Linked DNA regions of Homo sapiens: regions 1 and 2 are each linked to region 3. The links are chromatin contacts, found by Hi-C in ENCODE. All regions are on one chromosome and are shown on one strand. The core of a region is the stretch at or near the end of the contact, and the rest is flanking DNA. Distances in the headings are between cores, read along the strand shown.

Evidence for each region. A loop is a pair of places that touch in the nucleus more often than their neighbours do. Pooled maps may share reads with other maps.
Region 1: a map of mammary epithelial cell shows a loop between it and region 3 (8-fold over the local background). The contact joins the promoter of LINC02360 here to the enhancer-like site in region 3. A Hi-C loop is called at or near these places in 3 of 168 maps with a recorded cell type or tissue (mammary epithelial cell, naive thymus-derived CD4-positive, alpha-beta T cell and posterior vena cava) and 8 of 50 pooled maps.
Region 2: a loop to region 3 is called in a map of naive thymus-derived CD4-positive, alpha-beta T cell, with 30 times the contacts of the local background. The contact joins two enhancer-like sites. A Hi-C loop is called at or near these places in 11 of 168 maps with a recorded cell type or tissue (B cell, CD4-positive, alpha-beta memory T cell, CD8-positive, alpha-beta T cell and 8 more), 7 of 37 single-sample maps with no recorded cell type and 23 of 50 pooled maps.

Annotation. Positions count from the first base shown.
Region 1 is chr4:11,768,076-11,770,775 of GRCh38, reverse strand. LINC02360 (long intergenic non-protein coding RNA 2360) reads left to right here and starts at 1,308. Exons shown (of 4, transcript NR_146995.1): 1 at 1,308-1,473. LOC107986178 (a long non-coding RNA gene) reads right to left here. Exons shown (of 5, transcript NR_188483.1): 3 at 301-467; 4 at 88-164.
Region 2 is chr4:11,623,210-11,625,909 of GRCh38, reverse strand. All of the region lies in intron 2 of LOC107986178 (a long non-coding RNA gene), which reads right to left. Among named protein-coding and RNA genes, the nearest start is that of LINC02360, 140 kb to the left of the region's middle. Within about 2 kb of position 1,334, at least 8 of the 41 ENCODE cell types and tissues checked have a DNase peak (open chromatin) inside an H3K27ac peak, as active enhancers do.
Region 3 is chr4:10,582,927-10,585,626 of GRCh38, reverse strand. It overlaps CLNK (cytokine dependent hematopoietic cell linker), which reads left to right. Exons shown (of 19, transcript NM_052964.4): 4 at 672-700. Among named protein-coding and RNA genes, the nearest start is that of CLNK, 100 kb to the left of the region's middle. Within about 2 kb of position 1,391, at least 4 of the 41 ENCODE cell types and tissues checked have a DNase peak (open chromatin) inside an H3K27ac peak, as active enhancers do.

The sequences.
Region 1 (2,700 bases), core at 59-2,558, 1.2 Mb before region 3:
ACTCCTATGAGAATCTAGTGCCCTGCTGCCATTGATGTGATGGGAGGCGGAGCTCAGGTGGTAATGCTCTGCCTGCCTGCCACTTACCTCCTCCTGGGCAGCCCAGTTCCTAACAGACCATAGCTCCATATCAGTCCATGGCTCAGGGGTTGGGGACTCCTGATCTAGAAGGTATGAGCATGATAATATCCTTTTGAATTCATTCATATACCGAAAGCATATTATATGGCAGCTACTGTTTCAAATACATGGCACAGGATCCCCCACATCCATGTCTTTTCTATATGATTCTAAACTCACTGAACAGACTTTTTGGCAGAGTGGCGGAGGCCTGCTCATCTGACTCCAAGGACTTCCCAGGGATTTTCAAAGTGGGCACAAGGACACAGAAGCAAGCCCTTTTCCAACAGTGGCAGCTACAGGGCAAGTGACTCAAGGGATGGCAGTCTTCATGTATCCCAGCTTTTCTGGAAAAGGAGAGCATAAAATGGACATTCAAAGTCAGCAAATACAAGAAATATGAAGACAACTCTCTGGTAGTTATGGAAGTACTGGGATCCTTCCAGTTTTTTTTCTTTTTAAATATTTCAATTTGTGTTTATGTCTCTTTAAATCAAAACATGCCTTATTTATGCAAGAGTCTGGTAGTAGGAAAGAAAAAGCACTGTATCTTGTAGTAAGTGCAATAACAGAGAAAAATCTAGGGCACTGTGGGAGTTTAGAAAATATTTCTCGACACCAGCATTGAGGAAAACAATATTTACTAGAGAGGTGTGCTAAGTTATTATTTTTGTTTTGTTTCTATGTGTATTTATTTGTTTCAACGTTTTGTAGAGAAAATCTGGAGTTGTGGGTGGCAAAGTATACAAGATAGGCATGCTAAGGGCTTTAGGAAGAGGAGGAAATTATCAAGATAAGCCAGAGTCAAGAAAATATGAAACACAAGAAAATTCATAGTGATTGACAATGGTAAGCAGAGGCTCATGTTGAAGAGTAAGAGGAAATAAGCCTTTAAGACACTGTATCTGAGTTCTTAGTTTTAAGCACTGTAGATAAGTATGTGCTGGATCAAGCAAAATGGCTCACTTCCTTGAAATATGGGGAAATAAATCTGTGTAAGGATGGCTGGTCCAGCTGGTTTCCTGCCAATTCTTGGATGGGTCATCCTAGTCCAGAGTATCATGGAAAATTGTTCACACAGCTTGACTGATTGCTTTAAGGGTTTACACTTGTCTCAACTCAGAAATCCAAGCTCTCCCAGGACTGTTCTAACGGCAGTTCTAAAAGCCTCTTTGGTGTGTTGGAGGCCAGGTAGAGGTGAAGCTTCGCAGTGCTTGGACGTATACTCAACCATACGGAGAATATCAGCCTGTAGCAGGTAAATAAGAGCCCAGCACAGAAGAAAAGGCAGAGCTACAAGAAGACAGTGCCACATTATTTTCATTGGAATCTATGTACGCATCTATGCCTGAGGTAAGATCCACCTCATCCTTCTGAAATACCGTATTTTGATCAATTTGGCTCCATGGGGCTTCTGTTACTTGCAATGTAAAACTATACCAATTATACTCTGAAGCTAGAAAGTGTTTCTCCTATTGGATAAGTGCAATTCATGTTATAAAATTGATTTCTGATTTAAGAGCTAGGAGACAACACACATAACGTGCACCTGCTTACGTTGTGTCATAGATGAGAAAATTGAGAAATAAAGCAGGTAAGTAGCTTTCCCCATACAAGTTGAATTGGTATCAGAGAAATCCCTTCATTAGCAATTGGTAGGTATTCTATTTCACAAGTGTATACATGTGCCATTAACTATGCATGATTGCATATGTACATATATATGCACACATGCAAGTATATAAAAGGCAAAATTGTGTACTGTATATGTTTGTTATATAGTATGTTCAGACACACATATATAAAACCTAATGTAATTAGTACTATCTATCGACAATGACTTACTTGACTTCAGAGTGGTTACTTTGTACAGTGAGAACAGAGTAAATATATGTGGACTTTGGAATCACTAGGTATAGCTCGTTGGCCTGAAATGACACCAGGGCAGAGAGGGGCTTATTTCAGGGTAGAAGATCCAAATATATCACTTTATCTATTGCTCGTTTCAATAATTTAAATGTTGTTATTTCTTTGTTTCTTTAGGTATATGTTTCCATTTTACTTTTAGGATGACACACCAAGGTCTAGGCAATTGCTTAAGCTCGTTACTCAGGATGCCGTATCACTGCTGGCTAGAATATTTCTTTGGCAAGTCTTGTTACCATGTCCACCAACTTTATATAGCATACTTCGTTCAGATTTGGAAGCACTGTTACTGTTTTTTTTCCTCATTTAAGCAGCTTATGATTAGGGAGGCTGACAAGAATTTAACATGAGTAAGCCTCTGGCAGTGAGAACAGAACTTCTTAACGCTCAGCAGTTAGCACCAAAGACATCAGCACTTGACAATGGAATTAAACTGTCCTTTGACAACAAGAGTTTATGATGACAATCTATCTAATTGTTCTTTCTCCCAAAAATATAGAAAACTGTCCTGTCCTAGCTGCACAAGGAAGGAATAAAGAATATAAAAATCTTATTATGCTTCATGCCCGTTAGAAAACATTTTTAAAAATTAAAAAATTAAAAATGAAGCTCAAGTAACATTTAAAACACTCCAAATCCAATTGAAAAATATTT
Region 2 (2,700 bases), core at 85-2,584, 1.0 Mb before region 3:
TCTTAAGTTATTCTCTCTGATTTCAGGGTGGTTGATCTTGCCTTCCCCATGTGCCCACACTTTTCTATTCACTGGTCGAGGAAACAAGGATCACCTACTTGGTTTTCCTGTTTAATCCATCAAATGATCCCGAAAGGTTGATGCTTTTGTCTCTATTGCCTGACATGATGCTGTGTCTTCATATGATTTTCATCTGGAATTTGAAACTCAGAGAAAATTGTCACAGCAAAGGCAGACACACACAACTCTGTGTCTTTCTGTCTTCAGGACCAATATGCTTTCCATAAAGTACCCCACCCCTCCTGAAACTAAGCCAGGGGCTGATCTCATTTTTTCAAACCTTTTCTGTTACCACCCTCCACCAAGCCCAGTTCCACTCTCCGATGAGGTTCAGTGCACAGCGGTCATTTGGCAGCACATTCCCATGGACTGAATGACCCATGCATTATGGGAAACACACTAAGCTCGGAAGAAAGGCTTTTTCCTCCTTTTCCTTAATTCTTGGCGCCTGCACTTTCACAATTCCTGCTTGGAAGGACATGAGTCCAAGAAGGTCGGCATCTGTCCTTCTATGCCGGGGCCACCTGGGGCTTGCCTGAATGGCCCAGGCCCACTGGGTTTGAGAGGCAGGAAATTACTGCCTACGGGGTCAACTTGGACCTTCACAGAAAAAATAGCTGACATTGTTCTGACCATGGGGAATAATATCTACAAATAGCCTAATGTTGTTTGAAGGAACAATAGCAGCACAAATTACTGCTTCCCCCTGACTCCCACCCCACCAAACAGATAGGGCTTCACTTGCTACGAGCAACAAGCTCGAGTGTTTCAGTTGGTGTAAGGAACATTTAACAAGTGAAACACCCTGGATTCTATATGTGCCTTCCATGTCCCCACGTTCTCAGACCGATATGTTTTATATATGGGCAAGAGCAGAGATTTTGGTGTTGGAAAGAACTGTGTTCAAATACCAGCTCTATCACTGAATAGATGCAAGCCTTGAAAATGTATTGTAAACATTCTCGAGTTTCTATAATCAGGAGGCACTCTAGTGGAGGCATTGCCTGGTCTTTACTCTGTACCCAGAAGCTGTGTGATTCTAAGAAAAGCATTTCTATCACTCACTGTGAGGGAGTTCCAGGGTTCTTCTCAGTACTGTGCCAGAGAGAGCCTTCAGCTGACCAAATGCCTACAGTTATCAGAGATAGAAGGACACCTATGGTGCAAGCTGAGGTTTGTTGGCACAGGCACAGGCCTCCTGACACACCTAAGAAGCATGCTTCACTTTCATGAGCCCCTGGCAAAGTCACCTCGAGAGAACAGGAACATGAGTTAGTCAATCTTCCTCTCCATCTGATGTAGCCTGCGTGTCACCAGGACACATCCCTGAAAGGAGAAGGCTATGCAATACACTGACTTGTAGTGAATAGGAAGTGGGAGGCTGCCTAGGGGTCTGGACTCAGAGGATAAAGATCTTAGGACACAGAAGCTCAAGGAGGTCAGCTTGGCCAATTATAATTTAAAGTCAAAGGTGAGGTGTGGTCTATCCTTTAGCCAAGAGATTATCTTCTCTGTGTCCCTCAATTTTATTATTTTGAATAAATAGTATTTACCTCTGCAGATGGTGCTTATGAAGTATGTGATATAATCATTAACGTTTCTTCCAAATCTTTCTGCTATAGAAATTTCACGGGCTGATTGTAAAAAGAGGCAGAATATCCTGCCAAGGTGTAGCCTGTGTTGGTAATATGTCAGGCTAGCCTCAGTTTTCTCATCTGTAGAATGGTAATGAAATTATAATATTCATGGCAAGTATTAAATGAGACTGGTTGTAGAAAAGTGCTTTGTAAATTATAAAGAACATAGAATATTAGTTGTTTCTTTTTTCTTTTTGTTGTTTTATTTTGTCTCATTTTCTTTTTCCCCAGTCTTTCTGTCCTAATTCCCACAGGACAGACACACTGCGTCAAAGATGGTAGTGGCTGCAGCTTTCAGAAACACACTCTCTGTGAAAGTCCACTTGGGCAGGCAGGGGGAGCTACTTGCAAATAGCATTAGGAAGCAAGTTCCAAACAGTAGGTCTAATGTTACTCTTCAGGTAACTCTCAGCAAGCAGGAGATTTGGAGTTGGTTTGGCAACTGGATCAAGATAGACTTGGCAACCTAGTTTATATTACTTCAGCAAACACAGGTTGTATAATGTTTTAAAAGGCCACTTGGTACGTTGTCAGAATTCGTTTAATAATATACTTTACGATATTTATTTTTTCCAGTGTGTGTCAGGCAGCATGCTAAGCATTTGGAGTATAGGGGTAGGCAAGACTGAAACCATCCTTTCCCTAACACAACTAGCATAGAATTACAAAATACAAAAAAACTACAAAAAGGTAAGATAAAAGTTTATTGTGGGTGTATATTATTGTCCAGGGATATTTTCTTGCAACCCTACCATTCCATGAATTTTGAATGTGTATGATCTCCCTCCTATCTCCAGCATTTCAGATGTACAGCAGGAACCAGAATATGTTAGGTTTACATAGGTGTATATTGTTTTCTCCTGAATCAATTGAAATTCCTTTGTGATGATGAGCTAGGGAGACAAGAAACACCTAGGACTTCCAGTTTCTCTCTTTCCTTGTTCAATCAGGAGCCCGGACAATAATGGATCTCAATACACAAAGGGAAGCAGAAAGATAAAGA
Region 3 (2,700 bases), core at 142-2,641:
AATTTAAAGGAGCTTAATTGGCCAATGAATGGTTTGAGAATCAGGTGGCCTTCCCAGCCAGAGGAGGCTGAGACTCCGGTGCAGCCACGTGGTGAAAGAAGGTTTATGGACAGAAAAAGGAAAGTGATATATAGAAAATGGAAGTGAGGTACAGAAACAGCTGGATTGGTTACAGCTCGGCGTTTGCCTGATTTGAACACAGTTCGAACAGTTGGCTACATTTGATTGGCCAAAACTCGGTGATTGCCACAACTATAGGCTACCATCTGTTTATAGTTCATGATGTATAGAGAAACCTTTAGGCAGAACTTAAAATATGTAAGGAGGCAGCTTTAGGCTAAGCTTGATTTAACACTACCTATATGTGTTTAAATGTATGCATACATCTTCAGGTACGTATACAGCTATTTACATGAGAATAACCAACATATAACCTGTGGTGTCAATTTTTATTTTCTTCTACATGCTATTTTCCAGAAAATAGAAATATGTACAATATTTCTATATATAATAGAATAATATGTGACTTCAGGTCTACAATAGTACATACATAAAGCAGCTTCAGAGGCTGACTTGTACAATGACGTTTGATGACTGCCTGTTCCTATGTGGCGGGGGGTCGGTGGAGGTGGAGCAATGGACATTTAACTTGGTTCTCTTTTCTGCCCTAGGTCATGGCCTCGCATCAATAGTGCCACAGGTGAGTCGGGGCTCTCTGTCACCTAAGTGGTGGGAATGTCAGCATGGGTCTGTTGGGCTGTTATTTCCATTCTTTTTTGTTTTTATTTCAATAAAACTATGGCCTATTTGAAATGACATTAGCTAGTAATGCCATTCCTTCCAGTTGCCCCAGGGTACAGCCTGATCTGTGACTGTCCAAAGCTTTGGAGGCTGGGTGGCTGGATGGGAATCCTGGCTCTCTACTTAGCTGTGCAGCTTTGCATGAAGCACAGATCTTTCTGAGCCTGAGTTCCTTCATCTGTGCAATGGGTATAAGTCTACCTCAGTGCCAGTCTTATGGTGACTCACTAGTATTCACTCAACTAAATTCCATATAATTGGTTACCCCCAAAACATGAGTGGAAAGAATGAATGGTTCAAAAGCCACCTTTGATGCCTCTCCTGTATCTCTCTTCATAGCCTATTTTCTGGTACTACGCACTTAACAGGAGCCCATTAAAGTTTGAGAAAAAGCATGTAGTATTCACTGGGGAGGGTTATTATTTCAGGGAAAGTCCCACAGAACTTCCCTAGAAAGCTGGTGTCTAGATAGAATGACTGGAATGAGGCAGAAAAATGGAGACATTGTCCAGAGGAAACACCAAAGAAGCGATGGAGTCATAAGGAGTTATGTAATCAGCAAAGGCATTTGAAAGTTTCACTATAGAGCATGTGGGAGTACAAAACCAGCACTCAGCATGTCCCACCCAGCAGCTGGGAGAACTGGGCAAAAGCAAAAGTGAAAGTGGGAAATACGAGTTCACACAGGGAGAGAGCACCCAGCCTTAATCCCTCTACAGAAAAAGTTTTCATTCAACTTCCCAGTCAGGCCTAAACAAGATTGTCTTCTCTCAAGGTAGATGATACCAAATTGTGTTGGGGTCTTTAGTATCAAATGCACCTCTCCACCTACCTGCACCTCTCACCCCTCCCATCCTGCACTGGCATCCTGGAGGGAAGAGAATATTCTAAGGGGGTGGTACCTGGGAATGAAGTGGCTTGTCTGATGTGCTTGGTGACCGGTGAATCATAAAGCACACAGGTAAAATACAGCAGCCAGCTCCAACTACCTGTATCCTCTTCCTCCCATCTTGCTCCCCACCTTGGTTAAGGCACAGAGAAATGGGCAGATGGGCACTCCGTTTCCTTGACAGCAATCTAGAGACACCAGCAGGAAAAAGAAAACAAATCGAAACCCCACAAAAGTCCATTGATATAAAGTCGCCCAGGCCTGCTCATACACACTCGAACCTACACCTTACCGGAAAGAAACACTTAGCAGCAAATTATGACATTCCCAGTCTGTTCAAAATAACAGCCCAGACCAGGCACGGTGACTCACACCTGTAGTCCCAGCACTTTGGGAGGCCAAAGCAGGCGGATCACAAGGTCAGGAGTTTGAGACAAGCCTGGCCAATATGGTGAAACACTATCTCTACTAAAAATACTAAAATTATCTGGGCATGATGGTGGGCACCTGTAGTCCCAGCTACTTGGGAGGCTGAGGCAGGACAGTCACTTGAACCCGGGAGATGGAGGTTGCAGGGAGCCCAGATCACCCCACTGCACTCCAGCCTGGGCGCTGTGGACGACAGAGCAAGACTCCGTCTCAAAAAAGAAAAAAAAAGAGAGAGAGAGAAAGAAATAACAGCCCAGCAGACCTATGCATACTTATGAATCAGCCTAGGCATACTTATGAACCACTACAAATGTCTACCAAAGAATAGCAGACCTGATCTAATTAAGATATGCATGAGGATTTACAAAAAAGACTGTGCGTGACGGTGGCTTGATAACATTCCCAGATCCTTCAAGTTGTTTCTGATTTTTGACGATGGGATCATTTGAAAACAGGAGAGGGCGTTCATGCGAGAAAATACTAGGAAGCCATTAAAATGATGATGTTGAAGCACATTCATTGCCATGGATATGTTGATAGCATGTGATTTTGTGAAAAAGCAGGTAAAAAATAGGGTACAA